Regions from separate parts of the Mus musculus genome. Here regions 2, 3, 4, 5, 6 and 7 are each linked to region 1. Evidence: chromatin loops called from intact Hi-C (ENCODE). Cell type or tissue: heart. All regions are shown on one strand. Region 1 holds the start of 1700064M15Rik (RIKEN cDNA 1700064M15 gene). Region 2 overlaps Efcab11 (EF-hand calcium binding domain 11). Region 3 has its middle 13 kb from the start of Gm26839. Region 4 holds the start of Gm26839 (predicted gene, 26839). Region 5 overlaps Efcab11 (EF-hand calcium binding domain 11). Region 6 overlaps Foxn3 (forkhead box N3). Region 7 has its middle 65 kb from the start of 4930474N09Rik.

What was found. Peaks named below come from ENCODE experiments on the same cell type or tissue, not always from the same donor. Only the 100,000 strongest peaks of a DNase experiment are listed, where the experiment ranks them.
Region 2: it touches region 1 in a loop (2.3-fold over the local background); 11 of 42 quality-filtered maps call a loop at or near these places.
Region 3: a loop joins it to region 1, with 2.3 times the contacts of the local background. A loop is called at or near these places in 2 of 42 quality-filtered maps.
Region 4: it touches region 1 in a loop (3-fold over the local background); 19 of 42 quality-filtered maps call a loop at or near these places.
Region 5: a loop joins it to region 1, with 1.8 times the contacts of the local background. A loop is called at or near these places in 5 of 42 quality-filtered maps.
Region 6: a loop joins it to region 1, with 2.1 times the contacts of the local background. A loop is called at or near these places in 7 of 42 quality-filtered maps.
Region 7: a loop joins it to region 1, with 4 times the contacts of the local background. A loop is called at or near these places in 7 of 42 quality-filtered maps.

The regions. Positions count from the first base shown.
Region 1 is chr12:99,625,986-99,629,985 of GRCm38, forward strand. 1700064M15Rik (RIKEN cDNA 1700064M15 gene) reads right to left here and starts at 1,989. Exons shown (of 2, transcript NR_045288.2): 1 at 1,621-1,989; 2 at 68-343. In heart, no CTCF peak of the experiment used is centred here; a DNase peak (open chromatin) is centred at 2,056; H3K4me3 peaks cover 1,414 bases; H3K27ac peaks cover 1,468 bases.
Region 2 is chr12:99,836,545-99,840,544 of GRCm38, forward strand. All of the region lies in intron 5 of Efcab11 (EF-hand calcium binding domain 11), which reads right to left. Among named protein-coding and RNA genes, the nearest start is that of Efcab11, 45 kb to the right of the region's middle. In heart, a CTCF peak has its summit at 2,402 (motif pointing left); no DNase peak of the experiment used is centred here.
Region 3 is chr12:99,549,157-99,553,156 of GRCm38, forward strand. It overlaps a transcript of Foxn3 not described here. Among named protein-coding and RNA genes, the nearest start is that of Gm26839, 13 kb to the right of the region's middle. In heart, a CTCF peak has its summit at 1,632 (motif pointing right); no DNase peak of the experiment used is centred here.
Region 4 is chr12:99,560,863-99,564,862 of GRCm38, forward strand. It overlaps Gm26839 (predicted gene, 26839), which reads left to right and starts at 2,979. Exons shown (of 4, transcript NR_136760.1): 1 at 2,979-3,094. It also overlaps a transcript of Foxn3 not described here. In heart, a CTCF peak has its summit at 1,663; DNase peaks (open chromatin) are centred at 89, 579, 1,599 and 2,809; H3K4me3 peaks cover 3,860 bases; H3K27ac peaks cover 3,685 bases.
Region 5 is chr12:99,714,357-99,718,356 of GRCm38, forward strand. It overlaps Efcab11 (EF-hand calcium binding domain 11), which reads right to left. Exons shown (of 6, transcript NM_030172.2): 6 at 3,175-4,000. Among named protein-coding and RNA genes, the nearest start is that of Gm19951, 73 kb to the left of the region's middle. In heart, no CTCF peak of the experiment used is centred here; DNase peaks (open chromatin) are centred at 1,205 and 1,785; H3K27ac peaks cover 1,715 bases.
Region 6 is chr12:99,392,245-99,396,244 of GRCm38, forward strand. The region is part of intron 1 of Foxn3 (forkhead box N3); the gene reads right to left. It overlaps Gm51999, which reads left to right. Exons shown (of 1, transcript XM_030247043.1): 1 at 1-1,400. The coding sequence starts at 135. The coding sequence ends at 1,385. Among named protein-coding and RNA genes, the nearest start is that of Gm51999, 2.1 kb to the left of the region's middle. In heart, a CTCF peak has its summit at 1,604; DNase peaks (open chromatin) are centred at 487, 797, 1,487 and 2,147; H3K4me3 peaks cover 1,781 bases; H3K27ac peaks cover 2,845 bases.
Region 7 is chr12:99,095,502-99,099,501 of GRCm38, forward strand. No RefSeq gene overlaps it. Among named protein-coding and RNA genes, the nearest start is that of 4930474N09Rik, 65 kb to the right of the region's middle. In heart, a CTCF peak has its summit at 1,588 (motif pointing right); DNase peaks (open chromatin) are centred at 1,600, 1,880 and 2,210; H3K27ac peaks cover 549 bases.

The DNA of each region.
Region 1 (4,000 bases):
CCAATGTATAACCTTTGTGAGAAAGAGCTGTGGGATAATGAATGAACAGTCAGAGAGATGGCGAGAATTACCAAAGAGAAAACATTAACAAGGGCTAATTTAATGATAACATTCACTGTCGTTTCAACAATCAACATATTTAAACCAGCAAATCCGAAGTCGATTCACTGATTCACCCTTTCCATGAAAAATTTATCAAGTATACATAGTAGCGTAGGTTGGTTATTTTTCTCCTCCAATACTAGCTAAACAGGAGACTGTTGTTTTCAGATGCTTGGTTGCGCTTTCAGAATTAATCTTCTCCCCTCCACCATGTAAATGATACTGCTCTTCTGTTTTGACCCTGAAAGGAGAAAATGACTAAGAGTCAGAGAATAGCTATGCATGTGTCCATACACCTTGTTTCATAGCTAGACACGGTGGTGCATTCCTGTGGAGTAGGAGAGCAGGAGAGTTCAAGGCTAGCCTTGGCTACACAGCAATTTCTTAAAACTGTGCTCTTTTTTGTTATTGTTGTTGTTTTAGACGTTGTCTAGCTGTGTAGACCAGGCTGACCTCCAACCTGCAGTGGACTTCCTGCTTCTGCCTCCCCACAGTGTTACAGTTACAGGCATGTTCCACCATATCTGGCTATACTTTAAAAACTCAGTCACCGACATCAGCCATCACTGTGTGTGGGTACAGATGCACCTGGGCCTGCGTCCTCTCCTTCCATCTTTATATGGCTTCCAGGGGTCCTACTGACTTGTCTGGCTCGCACGGCAAATACCTTTACCTGCTGAGTCATTTCATCTGCGTCCCCATAAATACTTTTTATATGATCATCTCACCAGCTACAAACTAAAAAAATCGGTAAAAAGTAGTTTTTAAAAGCGATTACTCTGACAAAGCGATGGGTAAGAAAGTTGCAAGTGAATGATCCTTCGGAGTGGAAAAGGTTAGCTGTAAATATTCTTTTGAAATATACCGTGAAGGATTTTCACTTTGAGATTAGGGCTGTTCATGCCTCCAGGTTCAAGTGTTGCTCAATCAGCAAGGTGCTCAATTCCCGGTGATTGCTGCTCGGGTTTCTTGTTGATCGAGAATATGCATAATCTCAGCCCAGAGACATTTACCATAAAAATGAATCTAAGAAATAGGCTTTCATTTAAATTTTCCAGTTGCAGTGGATCGAGGAAAATATATGCAGAACATTAAGATGTGAAAAGCTCTGATTCAAACAAGACCAAAGAGGCTGCTTCACTATGTCCCTAACGTTGTGTTCGAATTTAGATGGCAAGCTTTTCCTGTTCAGAGCCCTTGTCAATTTGATTAAAATCACAAACACGTGACTGACTCCGCCTCAGTTAAAAATACTCTCAAGCCAGAGAATGAGCTTTGTATATGCGAGTGGCTTCTCCTGCCCTAGCGAGACTATTGCCCTAGCAAGGGGCGGAGTGGGGTGGTGTAAACGGTTTAAATTTTAAAACCTCTAACCGGATTCTCCGGGTGAAGCCCACTGCAGATTGCCAGTCCGGATTCAGAATCCAGTATACGGACATTTTCGATTTTAAAATGGCCCTTAAGAAATGGATCATTTATTTCAACGTTGTTTTCGAAGACAGAATTTGGAAGCCTCACCGTTTTCTGCATATACTCTTTCTTAGACTTAAAAAAAAAAAAGTCTTTCAGGAGAAAACATTTGCGTAAAAGAAGCACAGCCTCAAGGCCGCTGGTGTGTGCGCGTGAGGGAGCGCGCACGCACGTTTCTGCCGAGTTTAGACATTGCCGGGAAGATCAACTCGGTCCCCAGGAACTGAAAGTCTCCAAGCCGTGACCCGCCCCCGTAGACGTGGACCGGAGCACGGGATCCGGCTACGCCGGAGGGGCGACTCGGTGGCTGGGCCATTCTGGGCGAGCTGGGGCTGCCGCCGGGCCGCCCACACGGGGCTCAGGGCCCGAGCTTCTCGCAGAAGCCGCCAGCATCAGGCGCGGCGGCTGCGCTGCCATGGCAACCATGGCCTGCCGGTCCCCGCTCTCGGGCGCCGGCGCTCCAAGCCCGGCGGGGCGGGGCGGGCGTTGCTAGGAGACCTGCAGCGGGCGTCCGCCTCCGCGGCGCGGTCTCTGGGCTTCCACCCTTCACCTACTTCTGCCTGGTGGTGACTGAGGTGGGGGGTGGAGGTGGGGGTAGGGTTGACGGCCACGTGGTGGCCCAGTGTCTCAGAGCTTCTTCCTTTGGAGAGAGTCGCCCCTTCCTGGCCCTCATGAGGTCCACTTTCCTTGACCCAGGAGCAATGTGGCCCTTTCTGGGGAGGAAACACCTCTGTTTTGTTTCCTCTCCCCTCCCTCCTCGTCTGTCCTCACTTGATCTGATTTAAAAGTCCCTAAAGTCCCTGGAAGGCTTCCTAACCCACTGTTCTTTCCTCTCTAGCCGGATCCATGTCTTGCGTTCAACCAGGAGATGTGCAAAGCACTTTCTGTATGTCATCTAATTCTTTTAAATAAAAATCTTATGATATAGAGGTTAGTTAATTCATTTAACATAAAGTGTAGCCAAGGTCAAACAGCTGGGTGGATGGGACAGGATACTCATGAGGTCCAGTTTTTTTAGATTGCTCAAATTTCCCCCTAGGCTGCCTCTTGGCTAGACCCCCATTCTCTCTGCTGTCCAAGCACGCATACCCACACCAACTGGGACATGCTGTCTGGAACAAGGTCTGACAAGAGGATTGAGAACTTGAAATCAGAGATGGCCAAAATACCTTTGGACAAACGGTTTACACTGGGATGCATCCCTGATAATTTGCAGATGTCCCTGTCTGTAAAGTACTCCTGGCACAATGAGAAACTCGAAATTCTTAGTAAAGAGAGAAAATGGTAACCAAAGACTGACTCGCTGGTTGTGGTTATCCCGTGTTGGGGTAGATCCTTGGAAGGAGGGGTGTAAAAAATTGTTTTCTACTAAACTATGTCCACAAAGTTTACCTATTTATCATTTATTTATTTTTCCTAGGGAACTGTTGGGTTGTCATGGATATGTGTGCAAGCTATTTATTAAGGAAGTGCTTCCAGCAGAAACTATTATAGGGGGAGTGGTGAGGAGCCAAGCTAAAGAGTAATAATTTAAGGTGAAGATCCAGCCACAGCTTGACCCAAAGCATCCATTTCACAGCAAGGGTATCCCTTGTACAACCATTGTTAGTTTTCTCTCTCCCTCACCCCAGCCCCGCCTCCATCCCTGCAGCCATCTTTGGCTGCATGGAACCTTGTGAGCATAAACACCTAGTGTTCTGGGACCTTGGCTGGGCCAGGATGAATTAACTATTGTAAAATAAAGAAAGGAAGTCCTCTGTCGGAAGTTGGAAGTCCGAGATGTGAGCAGTAAAGCATCTAAACACTCGGGGGCTGGGTGGGACCTGGCAGGATGGGAAGAGACTACCTATAGCACCCATTACAGTCTATCTCGCCACCCCCACCCCTCCACCCCACAAGGTAAGTCTATTCCACTCTGCCACAAATTATTCAAGGTTCTAACTGGTGACAGATTTAGTGAGATTAAACCATAGCCACTGATTCTACAGTTGGTCCAAAGCAATAACTAATATCGATCTACCCAATTACTATCGTCTTCTAAGAGCCCTCTGCTAAGCCAGGTGGCTCAGTCTGACTGAGCCAACACTGAGCTCGGTTGACCAAGTGAGCCGACACCGATTCCTTGAGAAATCAGAGCTCTTTGCAACCATGTCTCCGTTACACAGTGGTTGCTCCAACTGGCTTATTTTGAGTTCAGCCTGGGTATGGAGGAAGCTAGTATCACCCTGGTGGTTTAGCTGAGTATCAGCATCTGCCTTCCTGTCCCTTCATGTGTCAGTAGTCCTGCCTCCTCCTCAGGGTTGGTTTCTTCTGACAGTATGGTAACCAGTCTCTGCTTTCAGAGTGCAAAATGGGCTGTAGCTCTTAATTGGATTTCCTTACACATCCCTTAGTACAAAACACCTCCCTCAATGAACTAGAGCCTTGT
Region 2 (4,000 bases), 210 kb after region 1:
AATAAACTACTGCAGACATCACCAGGACTGGAATGACACTACTCTGTGTACTCCGTTGCCATGGCAACGAGCAATGGGAAGATGAATGTTTCCTCGTCACTCTGCTCTGCAGTTCACGTCTATAAATCAAACTTGCATAAAGAACACAAGATTTCTGCTTCGGACTGTACTCAGGGTGGGTTTATTTTCCTGTTCCTGTATAATTATGGAGAAGCAGCAGAAAACAATGAGGTCATTTTTAGTGGGGAACAAACTCAGAAATTACTAATACACCTGCGGCATACAATGCCATTCATCTAGCGAGAAACAAGAAGCAGGCGAGCCAACCGGCAAATGAAAGCCTGTCTGCTTCCTGGGCACAGCCATGCCACCGCTCCTTGGCTCTGGCTGAGAACTGCACATTCAGAGCCTGGTGTGCCCTGCCTTCCCTAGCCGGGCTCTGCCATGGATACAGCAGCTCCTTAATTACCTGCCTCAGGAGCAGGCCGGGTTTGCATTGTGCAATTGTGCAGGAATGCATTCCATATTTAGTATGGACGTTTACTGAGGCGGAACAAGGTACAGTTGTTTTTATTTACATGGAAAATGGCTCACTGTGTCAAAGTCAGGGAGGAAAATAACACAGTATCGTGGAATTGGAAGTCAGTTGATCCCAGTTAGGATCCGACCTACGTGACCTTGGGTAGACACAAGCGTTAGTTCAGGCTCCATTTTCTGAGCTGTGCAAAGGGATGTTGTAGATGATTCCTGAGCATCTCCATTATTCAAGTCCAAGGCACTGTAAAGGCCAAATCTCAAAGACCTGATCATGGCAAAGCCGTTAGCTGTGCTAGTTCTTAAAGAGGGTACACTTGGCTCTGGTGTTTTTAACTTCTCTATTAGCAAACGCTTCACCATCAGGTGTTTCACGGTTATCATTGGACAGAAACCTTCTGAGCCAAAACACAGAAAATGTACTAAAACTCTCAGTTCAACTAAATGACAGATACTCCTATAACCTACGTTTATAAATTTATAATACATTTAAATCTAGGCAACAGGACCATTTATTAATTTCGACATGGTGGGAGGATCTTGCAGCTTCTGTAAGATTTTTTTCTGGGGAGTGGTCACTGAGGTTGACCTCAAGGCCTGACACATGCCAGCAAGCAATCTACCACCGAGCTACATCCTCACCCAGCATCCGGCTTCTTTAAACCCACAGACTCTGATGTGTTCAGGCTCTCCTAGAGTACATCTTTGTAAGCCCAAGACCCAGCACGGCCTGATAAAATTTTGTAGAATAACTCAGTACCTAAACAAACTCTTGGTACCACCTTTTTGTCCCTTGTAGCAAATGGGCACTTCCTTTTCCACCCTTAAACAGCTTCATATAGACATACAGAAGCCATCCCTGTGGGTGACAGGAAAATGTCTGGAACCAAGATAAAACAACGGTAGTATCTTTTGGGTAAATCTAACAGTTTTATGGAACTTTTTGACCTTAAAAAATCACTTTGGGGGTGTAGAGCATAAGGGGTCCCTAGAAATGAGGAAGGTCTCCTGTCCCTTGCTAAGTCTTCAGGGTTTTTGCTACCGGTACCAAAGGAACTAAGTCTGTGCACACAGCCACGGAAGCATTAAGGTGGACAAAAGCAAAGGTGCACCTGGCCTTATGTTCCTGACCTCAGGGAATGTTTGTGCCGCCACTGGGGAAGGCAGGCTGTAAAGAAGCTGAGGAGCTGGCAGGCGGTTATGAACTGTGCAGGATCTGCCTGTGCGACGTGCTAGCGCTCTATGCGGCCTCATCAGAGCTGTAAGCAAGGGCTTCGGGGGTTAAAGAAACAAACCTCACCCCAGCAAAGCAATGTGCCGGCTGTCGCAGCAATACATCCATAGAAAAGCAAACTCCTAATAGCCATAGGCCATCAGCATCTGTAAATCTAACTCTGGCACATAAACATGACCAGGACCACCACTCCACTTCTCCAGCATCCATTACCAGCCGCACCCGTCTCCTCCAGATGAGCTGGCTCAAAAGGCTATTGCAGGATGGAGTTAGATGTCACACAACCCTGCAATTTCCAATAGATGGGCATTAACGTGGGCCAATCATCTCGATACGGGAATTTACTATAAATGCATTCTGCTTGCCATCTGAGAGATTTGATCCATTTCTTAACCCTAGAAAGTACATGATTTGGGCACACACTTTATGCTAAAAATTCAAAACCCAGTAAAAATAACATTTATTAAGAAAGGCTTCAGGTTTAACTTCTCCATTCAGTCAGGCGTGTGTGTGTGTGTGTGTGTGTGTGGTGTGTGTGTGTGTGTGTGTGTGTGCGCGCGCGCGCGCGCGCGCGCGCGCATACAAATGTATTAAATCAGAGTTCTTAGCACCACCAACTGGACAAAGAGATCTACTACACATATGCTAGGCACTCAATTTGTTTTATTCCTTGAGAACAGATCATAAATGTTTATTTCACATTTAATTTATAATAAAGTAATTTATTTCATTCATCAAATAAAATTAAAAATGCCTCTTTTGTCCGCCAAATTAATGTTCACTCACACTGGTTCCTTCAGATAAGGAGGCAGATTCTGGTTAGCTTAAGTCTACCTACTGGAGCTAATTTGATTTATTCTACTATAAACACAGACTCTAAAGCAAAGACTGAGAACTGCAATAAAAACTAGAAACTTGAAAAAGGGCAAATTCAATGGACTGCATACCATTCAAGTCGTTGGTGTCCATAGCAGACATCAGTTTGGGTGGAAGTAAAATGACTGAGGATATAATTTACATTTAAATATTTTTTGAATGTGTAAAAGATTCTTGATTTCACATGTTATTATTGACCTTGCCTTCCTAGTTAAGGGCACATGCCTGGCAATGTGCTCTAAACACGGAGGGTTTGGGAGAGCCCTGAGGGTGAAGATATGACTGCAAATAAACCTATGAAACTGCCCTCCCCAAACAAGTAAATTAAGAGATTTGTGGGAACTTGCTGCCATGGAAAGTACATCTAGTCACTTGTGGTCATGACAAACATACCCTGAAGAATGAATAACAGCAGCAGTATGAAAAATCTAGTCTCTGAAGACCTCTCTACTAGACTATGTACAGGCAGACAGACAGGCAGGCAGAAGAGGCTGCAATGTATAGTCAGCCTCTACATAAAAATCACAATTGCAAGCCCGATAAAGAAGACAAATGGGAGCTGGCACAATGGCTCAGTGGGTAAGAGCACTTGCTTGGGCAAGCATAGGATCTGAGTTTGAATACCCAACACCAACGTAAAAAAGCTGGGCATGGCTGCACCTGCCTATAAACACAGCAAATGGAGGTGCGGAAAAGTGGATCCCGGCAGCTGCCAGATGGACAGACTAGCCAAAACAGAGACCTTCTGGTCAGGGAGAGAACCTTTCTAATGAGAATAGGGTAGAGATCAATAAAGCAAGATATCTGATACCCTCTTCTGTGTATATACCTACACACTCACATTCATGCACCTCATACATCTCACACACACACACACACACACACACATTCACATACCCACATGTCACTTACATTCATGCACCCCACACATCACATGCACATTCATGCTCCTCACACAACACACACACATAATCATGCACCCACACATTACATACTCACGTTCATGCACCTTACACACAACACACACACAATCATGCACCCACACATCACACACACATTCATGCACCTCACACACAACACACACACAATCATGCACCCACACATCACATACTCACGTCCATGCACTTTACATACAACACACACACACATCATGCACCCATATATCACACACATTCATGCACTCACACATCACACACTCACATTCATGCACTCACACATCACACACTCACATTCATGCACCCACACATCACACACTCACATTCATGCACCCACACATCACACACACACATCATGTACCCACACATCACAAACACACACACACACACACACACACACATCATGTACCCACACATTACA
Region 3 (4,000 bases), 77 kb before region 1:
CAATTCACAATTCTGGTCATCCCAAGTAAAAATATGTTAAAAGAAATTCTCAGCTGGCCACGGAGGTGTGTGCCTATGATCCCAGTGCTGGCAAATGTTAGGAGGATCAGGAGTTCAAGACCAGCCTTTGCTGTATAGCAAGCTCAAGACTAATCTGGGCTATGTGAGAGCCTGTCTTAAATAAAAATAAAATAAAAACAATAAAACCTTCACACCAATGTTCTTTATAATAAAACTGCACAGCCTCAGATGAAGAGAATGTATTTAAAATTAGGAAAGCACTCTTGAAGCGTGTCCAACACAAATGGAAATTAGTTAGACTTCAATGATTGCTCAGCCGCAGCAGATGCCAGAACATAACAGGACACAACATTTTCACCCGAAATCCAGTTGTTAAAATCAATAACAAAAAAAAAAAGAAATACAACGGGCCAGAGGGATGGCTCATCAATTCAAAACACTTGCTGCTCACCCAGAGAATCTAAGTTCGGTTCCCAGTACCCAGGTCAAGTGTCCCACAACCAAGTGTAACTCTAGCTTCAGGGCATCAGTGCCTCTGGCTTTCATGTACACTTCACACATATACACAGAGTTAAAAATAATTTTTTTCTTAAAAATATAACTTAAAATTACATAGCAGGAGCCAGCAGGGTGACCGGTGGGTGATTTACTTGTGGCTCAAAGCGGATGACTTGAGTTCAATCCCCAGATCCTACAGTGGAAGCACAGAACCAACTTTTGAAAGTTGTCCTCTGCCCTCCACATGTAAGCCCTGGCATTTGAGACTCAAGCCCCATCTACACACACACACACACGCACACGCACACGCACACGCACACGCACACGCACACACACCACTAACCCCTGGTCATAGTGACTTATGTCTGTAATCCCAGCCCGCGGGAAGCTGACTCAGGGAGACTGCTGCTCTCAGGTCAAGAGCTTCCTGGCTACCAAAAAGATTCTGTCTCAAAAAGTCAGTTAAGCTTAGAAAAAGAATATTTTAGTAACTTATTGAAGAAAAAAGTAATAAAAAAACTTAGAACCTCTTTAGAGGTAAACTTATTAAAACTTTCAAAAGCTAATTTAGTTCTTAGACTCAAGTGATAGATGGGGTTTTTATATTAAAAATATTCAAACTTAATGAACTAACTGCAACCTTTGGAAGTTACAAAAATTACCAAACAATAAGCTGCAAGATTAAAAAGAATAAAGACACAGGGAAAAACTAAACAGACACCATGAAGAGGACTCGAGGTGCTAAGAGGGTTTTTTTTTTTTTTTTTTTTTTGGAAGCAAGCAAACATACAAGTGATATTTTAGGAATGAAAATAAATTTTGGTATCATAAATATTTAATACAGTAGCAAACATGATACACATTCATTATATCCTCAAATGTCCAAACTCAGAAAGGGAATCTGGTACAAGAATACAGGGGAGTTTCATACTGCTGCGAAGAATGAAATCATGTTCTTGGCAGGAAAATGGATAAAACTAAACACACCATCACGTGAAGTGAAGGTAGCCAGCCTCAAAAAGACGGTCATGTGGCTTCTCCCATAAGCAAAACTGAGATTTAAGAATAAAAGAAATATGAAAGAAGAGGGGAAGAATGGCTCGCTGTCTTTTCTTTTTACAGGGCCAGTAGGGGGCGGGGGTGAGAGGATAGGAGGGAGGGACCAAAGCAAACAGGGCACATGAGCCTGCGCAAGCACACCCATGGATACACACACACACACACCACATACAAGCATACCACAGTCCAACAAATTATTCTGTATGCCAACTAAAAGGTCTCAATGGTCATGAATTGCCAAAACGGAATCGAGAAGAGTGTGGCGAAATAATCTTAACACAGAGGAAATGGAGTCGAGTCACTTTTAGGATGGGGATCCTCCAGAGGTACTCTGAGGAATAAAACCTTTTAACAACAGAAGAGAGGGCTCTATCTTATTCTAGAGGGTTTAAACAAAACAAAACAAAGCAGTGCTATCAAATCTTGGTAAGAAACAAGAGCTAGGTCCTAGAGAGACGGCTCATGAGTTAAGAGCTCTGGCTGCTCTTCCAGAGGACGCAGGTTTAATTCCTATAACCCATGACCACATGCAACTCCAGTTCCAGGGCATCCAATGCCTTCTTCTGGCCTCGGCATGTCGAAGCACTAGGCATGCACACATTACATAGACTTACATGCAGACAAAACACTCATAAACATAAAATAAGAAGTGTTTCAGAAAAGAGAACTATGTAGAACTGAACTACACTCCCGAACACAGACATAAAACCCTAAGAATTATCATCAAACCAATCTCATCAACGTTCGCAGACTTATAGAGTTAACACTGACAAATCAACTGATGAAAATCATCGCACTAAAGGGAAATATATATATATATATATATATATATATAGTAGTGTGTGTGTATATATAAATATCACAATGAGTACAGAAAAATAATTTGACATCTATCCAAGAGTTAGGAAATCAATAAAAAAAATGAGAAAATAAAAATAATGTTTGCACTGGACAAAGGAGTCTTCAACATACCCTGTCAACACTGTGTGTCTGATGACGATAGTGAGTACGTTTTGGGTAAGGTCACCAACGTGACACAGGGACCTACAGAGACTTCCCGTCCTCAGTCCACTGTGATGGGATCTATCCAGCTAGTGCAACAAGGGAAAAAAAGCCACAGCTACAAGGCCTGGAAAGCAACCCAGATGTTATCTGCATATGATATGATATGATATGATATGATATGATATGATATGATCACCTATAAAAAATTCAAAAGAATTTGCAACACATGATAGAATTAAGAAACTTAAATTATTTCTGGATAGTGTATTCTGGATAGTGCAACAAAATCAATTTCCTATTTTTACGATATGCATAACCTTGGGTATAGCAAGTAGCCTACAGGCCTAAATGTAGCACATGTTCACTAAAAATCATGTATCAAATTTGATGCCAGCACCATTTCTAAAGCCATATACATTAGATGGCAACAAAAGACCATACTATCGCTACATGTAACAATCCGCCCCACCTAAATTCTCAGAAACAAATTGATAAGTAGGAAAAACAAATACAAAAGAGAATACACTGTATAGTTTTACGTTATATTATGTTTTATGTATTCACTTTGTGTGTGTTTGCAGGCAAGTGCATGAGTGTGTAGATCACAGACAAGTTACAGGAGTTGATTTTCTCATTCCACCATATGTGTCCCAGGATTTGAACTCTGGATGTGAGGTTTAGTGGGAAGCATCACGCTGCCTGAAGATCTAGATCTAGAACTCTCTCCAGCCTGTCTGCCTACATGCTGCCATGCCTCCCTCCATGATGGTAATGGACTAACCCTCAAGACTGTAAGCCAGTCCCAATTCAATGTTTTCCTTTATAAGAGTTGCTGTGGTCATGGTGTCTCTTCATAGCAATAAAGTCCTCAGACACTGTGTAAGCTATCTCATCGACCAGATTATTTTTATATAAAATTCACACACAGACAAAACTAGCCAGTGATGCTCAGAATTAGGGAGGTGGTCATCCCCAGGACAAAGCGGTTTAAGGTGCAGAAGAAGCTTCTCAGATGTAGATAATGCTCAGTTTGTTGGTCTAGATGTTGTTACGTGGCTACGTTCACTCGAAAATACACACCAGTGGGCTGGAGAGATGGCTCCGTGGTTAAGAACTCTGGCTGCTCTTCCAGAGGACCTGAGTTCAAGTCCCAGCACTCAGGTGGCATCTCACAACTGACTAACTACAGTTCCAGGGCATCTGACACTCTCTCACACAGGCATATATGCGGTCAAAACACCAATGCACATAAAAATAAATAAATAAATAAATGAAAATCTTTAAGAAATCAAGCTAGAGACCAGTGTTCTGCACATGTATGATTCAATTAAAAGTTTAATAATTCAAATAAGTATAGAACACGCTGGTCCACAAACCAAGACACAGAAAGAAATGCAGCTGTACAGCTAGCTCATCT
Region 4 (4,000 bases), 65 kb before region 1:
TCGCTCCACTTAGGAGCACCTCCTCCCCCTGCTCAGCCACCAAGAACACCCTGCCCTTTGCTCCCCTGAGCACCAGGCATAGCCCAAGGGAACCTGTCCAACCCCCCAGAGACCTTCATGATCAAACACCTCAACTCCACCTGGAACCGGCTTGCAAGCCCGGAAACACTTCATAACGCCTTTGCCAAATGACCCTGCCTCCGCTGGCTGCATTCTGGTCTCTAAGTCTGTAAAAAAGGACTTTTGTTCTAACAGGAGAGACACACCTCTAGAAGCAGACACATAGTTCTACAATTAATGGCTCAAATGTACTCTTTGCAGCCTTCCTCTTGCTTAACTCAGAGGATCCAAAATGCTAAGTAAGCATGAACGCTCACACTGGCTTTCAGGCTCTTCCCTGAACTATTTTCAATAAAAATACAGTTATGAAATCCAGAGGGCTCTGTTTTTTGGTTGTTGTTGTAAAATGACCTTGGTTTGACAGGCATGGTCTCAGGTTTCAACAGATGTTGTGGGAAAGCTAACAGAAGCCAGCAAGTTCTCCAAGCATCTGTGATGACATGCAGGGCTTTTTTTTTCCCCCCTAAGTGGTGGTCATGGTAGTGAATGCATGTGTGGTGGGGGTGGGGTGGGGTTACACTTCTCAGTTTCTATGACAACCATGTCTCCATTCCTGGGTTACTAGATACCATCTACTTCCTGTGTCTAAATATTTAAACCAATCAGAAAAGTGTTTATACGGTTAACAACTTCTGGGACCCAGCTTCTTTAATGAGGCACTTTAAGGCTCAAATGAAGATGTCCAGAGAGGCTGCAGGCTGTCTTATAGAGATCCCGCTTCATCCCCTATCTCTAATTCTGCCTTCTGTGGTAAAAGACCCCCCCACCCCCGCCCCTTCTTGGATGTGAATTGTATTCTGCTCAAAGCAGACGCCACAATTTCTTGCAATAGTCTGCAAGCTGATCGGGATTGCTTGCCTTTCATTGTCTGTTTTCCCTTCCACTGTCTAAAGACTTAGATTTAGCGCGAGAAACATACTAATTCACAAGGCACTTAAATTATCAAAGTAATGATACAGTTAAGCTTCCATCTGTTGGTGTAGCTATTTAAATGCTCAGATGAAAAAAAAATTAGGAAAAATTAATTCCAAGTTGAGCAACTTTGCATCCTACAACTTATGGAGAGAAATCACTGTGAAGCCCCACATCTATCAGTGCGAGCTAGAAGCTGACATCTGCAGAGAAATTTGTCACCAAAATGGCCTACTTTATCTGGATAGAAACAACAACACAAAATTAAAGATAAAGACACCCAGAGCGAGCCAGATGCACCCAGATCAAAAGAGAAACCAGGCAGGAACCCATGTACAAGCCGGCAGATCTGAAATTAAGACGAGGTTTTAAAAGACGGTTTCGGGTGACTGTTTTCCTAAGTCCCCATCAGACTGACCAATCAGTGTGAGAGTTAGAGCGGGCTCCAGACATTCGTGCAGTCTTCAGGGCTCTCTGCACCCTCAGAGCTGCTCCCCCTGGCTAAGGCAGAGCTGGAGATCAATGGAAAAAACAGGGAACAAAAGGGAAATACTGATGTCTTCCTCAGCTCCGAGAGCCATCCCCATTTTCCTCAATGAGCCGGTAGCACCCAGCCTACAACAGCGCCACGGGGAGCTTCCACCAGCCCGGTCCAGTCCTTTCCGGGCTGGCAGTTTCGCCTTCGCAATCCTGTGTCCCAACGCTAGCATAACCTGGTGACGGAAGGCTCCCGGAGCCCAACCAATTGAAACTAATAAATTAAATAAATTAATAACCCCCACGATTAAAAGCTCCCAAGAAAGACCGCGTTCCCCTTTCCCAAATGTCATTCCCAGACTATAAACAAAGCATGAAAAATAGTCTCCCGGGCTAGGAATCTGGTTTTTTTTTTTTTTTTTTTTTTTTTTTTTTTTTTTTTTTCTCCTCAATGCAACGTTTTTCTCCAAAAACAGAAACACTCCTGCTTCCTTCAATGGACATTCTGGTTTGTCCATGTCACGCCGGGATATGAAGCTCCGGTATTTGAAAAAGAGGTTTAAACTGCCCATAGACACTCTGTTTATAATTGATAGCAAAACAGTTACGACAGCGATGCTGTAACTCTGCCCCAGCCAAACTCCACATTTAACACGTTAGTTCCTTGAAAATACAAGTCATGCCTGAGGACCCTCCAGAGCCGCCTCCCTCCGAAGTCATTAACGGAATTACATCAATTATTCGGTAATTTTTATAAATATCCATTGTCTGCTAATTTTTTAAATTAAAATGTAAACCCAGCTATCTACAAATTCCAGAAAAAAACTTTTCTTTCTTTTCTTTCTTTCTTTTTTAAATGAACTTACTTTTGAGACAAAAACTAATGAAAATAACCAACTCGCCATCCCTGGATCTTTCCCATTCTGGGCTGCATGCTATAAATCAATCCAAAACTAGGAGCACAGATGGGGGCGGACACCTTAAGATAAAAAGCCAAGGGTGCCCCCCAAAATGGGCAGCCTGGGCAGCGAGGCTCGGGGTGACAATGCTAACCCGGGCAGAGGCTCGCTAGGCAGCCAGAGAGCCGCATTTTCCTTACCTTCGATCGCCTGCCCCCCAGCTGCTTCTCGCGGCCGCATTGGGGGGCTGCGGCGGCGCTGGACTCGCGGGGGGCCCCGCCGCCGGCTCGCGCCGTCTCCCAGCCGAGCTGCACCGACCGCGGCCGGAACACCCGGCTCCAGCGCCCGGCGCCTGCCCGGGGTCGGCGGCTCGGCTCCCACCCGGGCCCGGAGTCCTGCTGGGTCCTAGCGCTCGCCGTCCGGGCCGCGGCCCGCTCTGCAGCCTGCACGTACTGAGGGGCAGCCGGGGAGGGGGAGCCCTGGGAAAGCACGAGCGGGAAAGCCGAGCCGCCGTGGGTGCGGAGAAAGCAGAGCTCAGTGCCAAAGCCTGGGTGTGCAAAGAAAGGCGCTGGCTCCAGCCGAATTCCCAGAAGGCAGATGCTAGAATCTGCAGCCCCGGCGGAAAGCACAAGCGTGGCCGGGAGGGTTGCTCCGTGCACCTGTGGTATAGAGTGCGCTCACAGAAGGTAAGAGACATCGCGGGATCCTCAGAGATTTCAGAATATCGGGGAGAAAAAAAGTGGACAATTTGTGCGCTTGAAACCAGTTTCCCCCCAATTTGTCCCCGTTAGAAGTTTTTTGGTTTTTTTTTTTTCCATTTTGCTTTCTCTAGCTTTATAATTTGTGTTTTAAATAACAAAGCCCCATATGGCTCACCACGTAGTCATCTGATTTTCAAAAGACCTCTAAAATTACATCAAAATATGCACCCATGTATCTCCTAAGAAATCAACTAGAGAGAATTAATGGTGGCATATGGTGTGCCTCGTAGAGAAAACTTAATTACAAATTAAAACAAATGCGAAAATTCCCAAATCCCATAAACCAAAAGTAAATTATGATCCTGGATTGATTCACAAATCAGCTCGTGCGCCATTAGAAGGACTGTAAAAATTCTACGTTTCTTTCTGAACAAGTGTGTTACCTTGCAAGAGTTCACTAAACCAATGGCTCCCAGCCCCTCCCCCATCCCACCCATACTCAACCCCACCTCCACCCCATCTTCCACCCTCCTGGCTCTCTACTGTGGCCTAACTGGAATCTCGCAGGTTCTCCTTTAAGAAGACAATTCCATTAGCCCCTAATTCATGATAACAGTGCTTTAGTTGGGGAAACCTGTTTGAAAGGCTTGGCAACTGAAAAGTATTCTTTCAGGGATTCCTACAGTCTAAGTTAGAAGGTCACAGTTCAGCCAGACTGCTAATAGCAACAACCGCCTGTGCTGTGGTTTACACCAAAAAGAAAACTAAAACCGTGGCTTCTGACTTCTATTTTGAGAGCAGGAAATGTCCCTTTGAGAAGTGCTGTGGCCTCTCCCTTCCAGCGATAGAAGATTTTTAAAACATTATAAACTGAGTGTCACAGGTGACTCT
Region 5 (4,000 bases), 88 kb after region 1:
CACCAAGCACAAAGCAAATCTGCTTCCTTTCTTCCCAGGTGCTACTTTAAAGACTTGTTCTACCATATCTGGGCTGGTTTTCTTGCTAATTTTCTGGGGGTATATGAAAGTGCATCTGTGAGTGTGTGCTCATATGGGTGTGTGTGTACTTGTGTAGAGGCACAAAGAAGCCAGAGGTCAACCTATAGTCTTGTTCCTCAGGAACCAGCCATTGCTTTTTGAGACAGGGTCTCCCATCGGCCTGGAGTTCACGGATTAGGCGAGGCTGGCCATTAAGCTCAGGGGACTGTCCTGTCTCTCTAGAGCTAGGGTTATGCACCAGCCCACTTAGTCTTTTACTATACATTCTGGGGCTCGAACTCAGGTCCTCATGCCTGTGGGCACAGACTGAGCTATCCTCCAAGGCCCTAAGTTTTGTTTTTGATACTTTCACTTTCTTATAATCTATCTCATCCGATACTAAATCCCAAGATTATTACAGTTCTACAGTGAACAAAGATTTGTTGCAAGTTTTGTGTTCTTAGGTGACGGGACTGCATACGTGCCTCTGTAACCACTGTAGCTGGCTGTCATGGCAGGGCGAGTCATGGACAACGTTACTGAAAATATAAATTGATACCCCAATACTGCAGGCTTTGAACTGCATGTTACAGGGATAGGCACTGTCTGCCAGAAGAGACGACCACTGAAATCTCCAGCACTGGGAAGTCATTTTGTCCCTGACACACTGGAGTAAAATCTCTTGACAGCAATATTTGCTTGTGCCATACACTCATCTTTATAAGCCTAAGCAAAAGAACAAGTTACTGGATGGAATTGCTGAGGAGGACTAAGGACATGGGCAGAAAGATCAGGATGGAATGGAAAAGAAAATCAGGAATGTTTACAAGGACATGCTCGAAAGGATTTGGTGACTGAATGTCAGAGCCAGGGAAGATGGGGACAAGGGGAGACTCTGAGGCAGCTGACTCAGATGACAGCTTGGGTGGGGGATGGGTGGGGAGGCTGTCATCAACAGAAATAGAAAACACAGGCTAGGAAAACAAGTTTGAAGATTGGGGGGAACAATGGATCTGATTTTAGTTCAGGGAGTCTGCTCTGAGGTGGGAATGTCTGGCTGGCAAGTGAAAACACAGGCCAGGCTGGAGTTGATCAGAGGTCAAGATCAAAGACAAAGCCTTGTGCATGGAGTCCTATCAATCAGGGGCATAAGAGGACTCCTGGCCGTGCATGAAATCATCCTTGGGGAATGCGTGGATCAAGAAACACTGGGCCAGTCATAGGATTTGGGGAACCATTCACACTTACAGACTGGTTCTGGAACAGGAAACTGGGAAAGGCAGCAGGAAAATGGGCTCAGAAATAGCATGAAAAAATCTGTGTCATGAAAGTTGCCGGAGGGCTCCAAAGGCCTGCCACCCCCTCAGGCCCATGAGAAGGAGTGGCGAGCTGAGGTCTGAGAGGGGCTGGTATGTGTGCCCATTGGCAGCTCACGGGTAACCAGTGCAAGGTGCGGTATCAGGGAAGCCCAGAGTGGCGCCAGTGAGGGGCTCAGAAAGGTCGGGAGAGCAATGCTGCCATTCTCCTGTGCCATCTCCAACTGCTGCTTCTTTTTCTCTTTGGAAAAGTCTTCTCTGCTGCCCCATAAATGCTAATGTCACCTAGGACTCTGTCCTTGGCTGGAAGCTCACGGTGGTAAAGGTTCTCTGGGTTTCAAATGACAACAAGCAACTCCAGCTGGCTTGAGCAGAAAGATTTATTGGAAGGCTGCCGTCACCTCACAGGACCCGAAGCGCTAGGGACTGAGTCTTGCTCTCAAGCTCTAAGCAGACACCAAGCTGCTTCTCCTTTACCGTTGCCTCTGTCTATTTTTAAGCCCCTCTATGCTCACTGCAAAGCAGCTGCTTGGATTTTCCAGGCCTTGTGACTGAAAATATATGCCTGCTACCCGTTCTTGAGTCATATCCACTCAGCCACTCAGAGCAGCATCTCAACAGTCTTGATGTCCTCCAAGAGCCGAGACTGAGTTGATCATCAAGAACAGATGCCTGCCTTTTAGGTCACCCAGGTGGCATCAGGCCAGCAAGGTCACACTGCACAGGCAGTAGTATGGGGAAACAGGTCCTGAGGCTGGGGAAAGCTCCTCCAAGATAAAGAAGAGGTTAAATCCTAAAAGCAAGGGTTAAGGACAAGAAGGTGCACGGGCAGCTAGCTTAGCTTCTCTGTCACCCTCTCTTTCTTTCCTCTGAGAGCTGGGATATTCCTGAATGCCAGACTCCAGGGTGTACATCTTATTCAAAGAGGTTCCAGCCAGAAAGGCTGCCCAGGTCATCAGCTTCTCTATGACCAGCTCTGGCTGCTTGTACCTGAGCCCCCAGGGGACATGTCCATATCCCCTCTGGGTGAACCAGAGCTGAGTGGGCTCAACCAGAGCCTGTCCCTGGATGCACTGAACTGGGATCTGGATGGATCATGGACCAGAGCTTTTTGAGGAATTATAGGAAGGAGGGCGAATCTGGAGGTGTTGTGGGTCCTGGCACCTGGCTGCAACCCTACCCTTCCTCCTCTAGGTTTCATAAATTAGCTCAGTGATTTTCTTTTCTTTTTAATTTTTCAAAGTAAGTTTTCCTTGAGTAGTTTTGTGTCATTGAGATAAAACATCTTGGCTAATCCAGTATGGAAGTTGCTCAGTGGCTGCTTCCAGATCCACCTCTTGCTTCCTACATCTGCGGTAGGAAGTGACTACTCCCTCACTCTTGCTCAGGACGAGCAGGGTCCAACTGGGAGTGCAATACAGAAGTTTGGAACTCTAGCTGTTACTGAAGAACGGCTCTGTTAATAAATGCTATATATATATATATATATATATATATATATATATATATATATATATATAAAATAGATATAATGCATATACACATATAATATATAAAATATATGTATGATAAAATATATATGTATATTATATAACACATATAATAGAAAATATGTATATATGTATATAACATATACATAATGTACATATAACACATTAGAAAAATAATATATACATTCAATATATATACACAACATATAATATATATGTTGTGTATATATATCATATATATATACCAACATACACTATATATGTATATATGTATACACACACACACACATACATACCATAAATATGATATTTAAGAAATCAAAAATATCTCTTTAATATTTTGAGATCAGGATCAATGATTTGGTTTGTCTTATAATGAAAACACTTGCTGAACAAAGTCAGAAACTGGACTACTGTGCACAAAGTCATACACACTTCTCAATGATACCAGTAATTCATTTCTGCCTCTGAAATAATATTTCATTCATGTTGAGAAATTATTTTCATTGCTTCTTCATTTAGTTTATGAATGTTTGACTAAGCCTTTAATTTTTAACAAACTCCGTTTGAGGATAATTTTAGATTTATAGAAAAATCATGAAAACAGTAGAAATCCTATCTATCCATCACCCAGTCTCCCACACTATCACAAGTAGCAGAGGAAGTCCAGGCTTGGTTCATCTCTACCGTATGGTCCCTAGGGGCCCGTTAGGAGACCAAATTACATTTCAGTCAAATTACATTTAGTTATCCCATCTCTTAGGTTCCTCTGGTTTAGCATAGCTAAAAACTTTATTTTTCTTAAGGCTATCTACTAATAATTTATATGAGCATGAAGCTTGTTGAATGTTGGCTATACAAATTTATATTTCTACTTGATCGTTTAATGTTTAACACTTTAAAAACATAAATTGCATTAATTATACCACAAATGTTAATGTTGTGAAACACTTACAAGGACAATGTTGGTATTTCAGAGTTATCTTTAGTAGATGCTGAGCTGTATGTTGTGACTTGATGTGATCACTGGCGCCCAGGGGCATGGCAGGGAGTGGAGACTCCTAACTCTAGGATGGCTGGAGCTTCAGGTCCAGGGCAGAACTACCTAGAACCAGAAGTGTGTGGCAGAGGGCT
Region 6 (4,000 bases), 230 kb before region 1:
ATAAACCTTTTATTGGCCGCAGCGTGGCGAGACTAAAACAAATCAATACGCGCCCACCGTCCCTCCCAGCTCACGCGAGGCCCAGAAAGGCTTGCAAAGAGTCAGGGTGCGGAAGAGGCCCCGAGAGTCTCGGGATGCTCGCGGCCCGTGCTGAGCGTGCTCGGCTAGGGAGGGGATCTTTGTTAGGCGCCCGTTCGCGGTCCTGGGGTCTGGAGTTGATCGGCACCCTCTGCCAGACTCGAATTGCTGAGGATGCCTGTTCCGCAGACAATACCAACTCTGTCGCTCTCCGAGTCGGAGGGGAAACCGAGGCACGAGAAGCAGCCAGCACGTCGGGGCAGGAAACTCCTGGGCGGGCAACTTCCCGGCTCAGGACTGGGGTCCCCCCACCCCGGGTCCAGCTTGGCCCGCGCCCCGCATTGCGAGCCCCGTCCCCGTGCCGCTGCGACGGCTCTGGAATGCGGACCCCAGCCTGGGTGGTGCGGGCGGGCGCGGGCACCGACTCACCTGGCCGAGCGCGGCGCCGGGCCGCCGCTGCCTTCAGCGCAGCCGACAAAGTTTCGCTGGCGCCCAGCGGGCATCGCTCGGGGTCCCGCAGTGGACGCTCGAGCCCTGGGCGGGCGGCGGGGGGCGGCCGCGGATGCGGGCGACAGGGGTGCGGGAAGCGGCGCGGCATGGGCCCCGAGCGAGCGTCCGCGGGCGCCGCGTCCTCCCGCCGGCCCCGCCGCTCTCCACGCCCCGTCCCGCCTCCCGCTCGCCTCCGCTGCGGCGCGTCGGGGCCGGGGCGCGCCGAGCGGCGAGAAATTGTTTCCACTGCAAACAAAAAAAGGCGACACATGACCAGGCAGGAGGAGGGGAAGCGCGGGGAGGGAGGGGCGGAGAGAGCCGGAGAGACGGAAAACGTGGGCTGGGCGACCCCGAGCTGCGGCGCGGGTCCGCAGGGAGGCCCTTTGGCCAGGCTGGGTTCCCGGGCTCCCGTGCGGCACCCAGGGACCCAGGGGAGCCGGGCAGGTGGCGCGTGGCCGGCCCTCTCCCCTGCTTCAGGCCACACGGGCGGTGCTGCGCAGCTGGCAACGTGTCGCCGCAGCGCTTTTACCCCGGCCGCCTGCCTTACAAGGCTCGAAAGTAAAAATAAAAAGAATTACGACGCGAGCGAGGCTTCTGAGGGTGAAGAGAGAAGACTCCACTTCTCTCCAACTACTACTGCAGCACTCCCGAGGCGGGTCCAGTCCTCCTCCACCATGTACCTCTTGCCGGGGACGAAAAAACTGATCCCCAGCCTAGGTTGCCTTGGCTTCGGAGGGCAGGAGGATGGCCGCAACCACCAAGGGAGAGGTGAACCCCAAACGCAACGTCAGTGGGTTCTCCCCAGTAGGCTGGGCTAAGGGCCCCCATCTGGAAGGAAAACAAATCTCCGTCCTTTACCATTTTGAGCTTCATCAACTAAAACGATAATCTGCAGCCTCCCACCCCGCGCCCCCCAATGGCGCAGCCACTTCACCCAGTCTCCAGACACCTCCAGAGAATGGCCACCCACTGCTCAAGGCTCACCAGCCGGCTGCCTTTGGTGAGGATGAAAGCAGAGTCCAATAGGACACCCTGCTGGTGACATAAATAAAAATAGGATTGTGCACCACTCCCAGGTAGCTAGGCGAGCAGGTCCTACAAAGAGAAGCCCAAAGCCATCCTCCCACGCCCACCAGAAAAGTGGACAGCTATCTGTGAACTGGGCTGAAAAACCCAGCTGGACAGGAACTTTTATCATAGCCAGACAGGGAGAGAGAGAACAGTGAGAGAAATACCACGTGCTTCTGAGAAGTTTGTTTCAAAAAGAAAAAAAAAAAAAAAAAAAAAAAGAAAGAAAGAAAGAAAGAAAGAAAACTCCAAACCAATCTGAGACTCAATCCCCCACTTAACAAAACTTCAAGATTAGGTAGGTGGCAGGCAATCTTCAGCAATTCAGACTCACAGAGACTTCACTCCTTGCCAAGCAGCCAGAAGACCTGAAGAAGCCCAAGGTAGCCTGAGGTCATCCAGCGACACCTATGTTATTGAGCACATCTTGTGACTAAGCGCGGAAGGTACCCGGTGGCAGGCACATTAGATCATCTCTGGAGTCGCACACCAGTGATTCTAAGGCCCACTACTGGTAACCCAAACCAGGACAAGAGAAGATCAGCCACCTGTGGCTCAGCTAGGGCAGGTCCCCCTCCTACAACAGCGTGTCACTTGACAATCTTTAATCCTCACCAAAGGTCAAAACTGACTTTAGAGAATGTACTCTCCCTGCTCCGCCTTGAGCTGCCAGCCCGCCCAACCCCTCTCACACTTCCTAGGCATCTCTCTACTTAAAGTAGGCCCAGCACATTATTTCCTCCCCAGTCCTTCTTCCTAGGTTCTCAAAGCAGGTTGATTAGGCCTGAACTATGTATGTCATTCTTAAAACTCCCTTCCTGGTCTACAGAGTGAGTTCCAGGACAGCCAGGACTATGCAGAGAAACCCTGTCTCGGAAACAACAACAACAAAAACTCGCCTCCTAGGGTGTGAGCTGGCCATGCCAAATAAACAAAAACTGAACACACAGGACAAGTTTAGGCTCTAAGAAGCCATCGAGAGAGGAAGGAGCACAGTGAGTGGGGAAGCTGCCTTTAATGGGCTGGTCTTATCTTTCCTTTCCCTCTGAGGGCATTCGCAAGCTGAATGAGTAGCTTGTCTGGAGAAGCCTATGAGAAACATCTGGAAAGCCAACCCTAAGTCCCAATACCCTTAGGTGGGGGTCCTAGCTGTACACATCAAAGGAGCCCCCCACCCGGGGGCTGATTGTGCTGACAACCTCTACCTCAGGCAGGAGACGGAAAAGGGGCAGCAAACAGATTTATTGAGTATGACTTGATTTCTTATTTTTCCCTTTTCCGTTCGAGATATGCTAAGAGATGTCAGGCAGGTGTTGTCCCAAAGAGAGAAAGGAAGGCTGATAAGGAAGGTGCAAGGTCCACAGGTCTGCCTGCCTGGTGATCTAAAATGGACCCCAGCAGACCTTTGCTGTAAGCCAGAGTGAGCTTGGTGTGCCCTCCTCCAACAGTGATTCAACAGATCCCTGGCTCTGGGACAGGCAGCCTTGACATTAGCATCCAGGGGCCAAATTCCTGTAGGAATGGCCTCATGCTCAAGTTCCTGCTGTGTTTTCCAAATATACCCTAATATCTTGGGTGCCAAGAAATCTCAAGCAGGCCAAATAATTTAAACTATTGTTTTAAATAGCTATTTGACAGCAGAATCCTATCTCAGACCCAGAACTCATTTCTGTTGTTGTTGTTGTTGTGGTTGCTGTTTGGAAATTTGGTTTTCTTGTTTTGTTTTGCCGCTGCCTCCCCACTCCCCAGACAGGGCTTCTCCGAGTAGCTCTGGCTGTCCTGGAACTCACTCTATAGATGAAGCTGGCCTCAACCTCAGAGATCCACCTGCCTCTGCTTCCCAAGGACTGGGATTAAAGTCACATGCCACCACTGCCCAGCAACATTTATTTTCTGATTGCCGACTTGATGGGATCACTCCGTACCCCATCTGGACACAGACTTGTGTTCTGGGACAGCCAGCGCAAGGCAGTATAGGCCTCCATTCCTCCTTCATGGTTCTTAATGGAATAACTGATAGTCCCTCAAAGCAGTGACAACTAAGTAGATTCCAGAGAGACCTTGCTGTAGGTGCAAAGACCTGAGGCAGGCCTGGAAAGACGGCCCTCTGCTCCAAGGTAACAACAACTGGTTCCAGTAAAAAGCAGGCAGCTCAGCTGGTGGCATGGAACTGGGGACAGGATTCCTGCTTTTGTCCCTCCCTCCAGTTCAAGGTATTTCTTGCTTCTTGCCAGTAGAGATACTCTACTCTCCTCCCTGTGGGACAGCTTGCTTATGGTCACACATGGCTTCCCGGCCATAGTTCTTAAAGTCCTCTGGTTTTAGCATCCACCATCTGCAGACTGTCTCAAGTCTTCTGTCCTCT
Region 7 (4,000 bases), 530 kb before region 1:
CAGCCCCTGACTACTGCAGGGGCCAGTGCTATACGCCTCTACCTCCAGGAAGAGGTGACCCTGGCTAAGACTTAAATGGAAGCAATGACAGAGAAGAAAAGGACAAAGGTTCTGGGTGCATCTTGTAGGGCAACACACTGAGATCCAAGTACTTTGTGGCCACCTGTGGGTGTCCTCCGGATATGGTACACAGTCTTAGAGACGAGCCAGCCCTTCAATACCTACCCTAGGACCTTTGGCTGTATGAAAGTCTACAGGGTCGGGGGTTGGTGAGCACTCTACCCTGGAGCCACCTCTTCCTCTTCCTTGTCTTGTGTTTATGATGTGCAGGCAATGACCTTGTTCTCCGGTGAGATCTTCTGGATTGAGTAACTCACAAGGGCGCAAACTTGGAAGCTTTTTGGACAGTCCCACCCTTTCTCCACATGCTCAGAGCACTTGCTAGCTCTCTGGGCATGCAGACACATTCGGTTAATACCTCTGTGGAGTCGTAACTCTGTATCCTAGGAGTGGGGAAACTCAAACAATATTCTCACCGCCATTTGTTTTTCTCCCACATCAGCCTTCTGATCGGGCAGTGATGGGGCACTTTAGAGTAAGGACGGGAATGGTGGCAATTAGTTCTCTAGACTCCAGACAATTTAGGAATCAATTTAATCCCACTAATAACACCCCTGGTGGATACTATGGCATACTATGTATACAAAGCACGCTCGCTCTTACTTCCTTACCTAGTCTCTATGTATACCAGCATTCATATGTTCTATGCTCACAGCAGACATTATTAATCAATCACGATACTTCTCAAACTGATCCTTCAGGAACACTCTCTACACTTCAGACTTCATGCGCAGGACACGAAATGCATTTGCCAGCCCACCTCGACTTCCATCAAGTGAGCCAACCTAGGAAGAGTGTCTAAGTAAGTCTTTGGTTGAGGACTAAGCTTTCTGGTAGGCAACCTTCCTCTTTACCCCAGAAGGTGGTTTTCTGGTTTTCTTAGTGTCTGCATGGCTCCTGGTAACCTCCTCAGGCCTCAGTGTTCCTGCCTTAGATTCTGGCAACAGATTCTCTGTGTTTTCTTGGGCTCTCTCCCGTCTCCTTCTGGTGACAGAAGAAGACAGGGAGAGACAGAAGTTCAAGATGATCAGGATCCAAGAAACATGCTGTTCAATTCAGTTTCTCCTTCCAGGATTTTTTTTTTTCTGTTAAGGAGTCATCATCCCAGGGTGTCTGGTACCCAAGAGAGCCGATGGCACAACTTAAAAACTGTAGCAAAACAAAGGGACTTGAACTCCGGTGTCAGTTCACAGCCACTGGGCTTCTGCACTGTCCGCCACTAGGCAAAGATTCTCCTTGCCTTCCGTAAGCGTGAGGTGTTTCAACGACTTGATTTAGATTTCATGCGGAAGTAACTTTAAGGAAGGACTCAAGAAGAGCAGGCCTGGGTGAGAGTGGGGTGGAGGACAAGATTTAGGGATGGTTTCTAGTCCCTGCCCTAGGCCTCAAGACTGGGGCTGCCCCAGTCTGTTGGAGGAGACAAGCTCTCGGTACTCAATTTATAATGCTTTGATTCGCGTGTACACTAGGGGGCGCAAGCAGGCTTGTTTTCCAGAATGGCCCTAACAAATCCTCAGCGATTCTAAGGAATGGGGTAGAGGAGGGATGTCAGGAGCCACACTGTCTCTGAAAAGTGCTGAGAGTAAACGGATGTTTGAGGATGGGGTCTAAGAAGGAGGGTAATATCCTCACTAATTGCTCGAAGCGGTTTTCTATATTTGTCCACACCCCACACCCCCCATCAGCCTTGGAACTCTGAGCTGGGGCTAAAAGGGCAAGTTATGTGAGGGCCTGGGTTGCTCCCGGACTAAGCTGGCAACTAGGCTGGCAGGCTGGCAGCCTCGAGGTGAGTCAACACATGGAAGCTGGTGGCCCAGAGCGGCTCTTTCAAGCTGGCTGAGACTGAACCTCTACAGTAAGGCCAGTGTTTCACCCAGTCCTGAGTCAGCCAGCCAGGAGACTCGGGTCTATGGAAAAAGGCCCTACATACCTTTGCTCTGGAAAGAAGGGCTGTGCGTTTGGCCCCCAAATGCAAGAGCTCTTTTACCAAACGGACCTGTGCACCACTGACCTACTTTTTCCGTAGAGTAGACGGAAGCCAGCCCAGGAGTACACGGCCTTCTTCCCACCCGTTTCCTCCAATGCCTTCAACAGTGGCCTTGTTGTCCCAGGCTAGGGAACTACGGGTGTGGACCGTACTTTCCTGGCCTACCGAAGGGAAATGAGCGGAGGAAATCCGCACAAGGTTTTTTTTTTTTTTTCTGCCAAATATTTCTTCCCCTAGGAAGACAGTACATTCAAGCTACTGAGTGGAGACTGGAGTTAGGCCAGCCATAAACTATCCTAATGAAGACTAATAGGGAACTACAATTACTGTTGACTTCAGAATGCAAACACGAACTTTAGACAGCGATCCCTATCAGCCGGGGCGGTCGGGCACAGGCGGGGCGCACTGTTTTTGCGGTTGCTTAGCAATGGAAAATGAACTGTTCCTGCCTCTTATCACTGGAGGTGGAGGTAGGACAATGAGCGTTATTGGACTGAATAGGTATAAAATTAGTTTATTCTTTCTCGCTTGGAGAAGGCAATTGGCAGCAAAGAGAATGTCTTGGATGAGGGGCCCTGCAGAAGTTGGGGGAGGAGGGTGGCCTCTTTTCTATCTCAGCTGATCCCAACCAGCCTTGTGTTTCCCTCCAGATAAAGTTTGATTTTTGACTGTGAGTGACCCTCCAGAATTATCATTAGAGAAAACATATACAAATGTAAATCACAGACCAGGTTGGAAATGAGAGTTGGGGGAATGAAATCTTAGTAACAAGAAGGTTAAGGGTAACCCCCAAATCCACAGGTCGAGATACATAACTGAATGCAATGTTAAATATAGACATCTTAGGGTCTCTATGCTTGGTACTGTATTAGATCAGATGTAATGATTTTTAGGTAAAAGAACGTATTGTGGAAAATCAAAACTGGCACCTCCAAAATCCACAGTGAAGATGGTCGCCTGGCCGGAAGGTCTTGTGGCTACGCAGAGGGATTTCCTTCTTTTGTACGGAGGGTCTCTTTCTGCAGTTGTGGTGCTGACCTCTCCTGAAACTACTATGAAGTCAGTGGCTTTGGTGAAAGGAAACCCACCGGGGCTTCCTGGGCAATGGCATGGAAAGGACCTTAGACTCCACTAATGCACACAGTTGGATAGAAATTGTCGGATACACTGTTCCTAAAACAGCAGGCTGAGCCCGGGGTGGGCAGCTGATGGCAGAACCACCCCGTTCCTATGCTTTCTGAACAAGGACTCTCTGTGTAGCTGGGGCAGACCTCTAACTCACAGTCATCCCGCACCAACCTTCTCAATGCCGGGGTTATAGGTGTGAGCCACCGCTCCTGAGCCACCAGCATTCATGGTAACTTGTGGCCATTGAGAAGTTGACTTGGATGAAATCACACGGGCTTGCCAACAGCAAATCTTTTTCTTTTTTCTTTTAATTTAAAATCAACACATAGGGTTTGACTCGATGCACGCCACATGCCCTAGAGTCATAAAAAAGCCTAAAGGTATCTTCATTCCCATTGCTGTGACCTTATATGATGTAAAGATTAGGCAGATGGGATTGGATTAAGGATTTTGAGATGTAAATCCTGGGTTCTTCAGGTGAGCCCAACTGGTGACAAGGGTCCTTATGGGGAAGAAAGGCCATGTTTCAACCTAAACAGAGAAAGATCTGAAGACACCAGGCTTCTGACTTAGAGCAAGAGGACGTGAGCCAAGGAGTGTAGCAGTTTCCCACACCCAGAAGAGTCAGAAACGCATTGGCTCCGGGAGCTCCCACAAGAAACACATTCTCCTTCAACACTGTGACTTTAGCTGAAGGATGGCAACAGTAGAATTCTGACCTCTGGCACCACAAGAGAATCCAGTTATGACATTTTCAGGCACAGA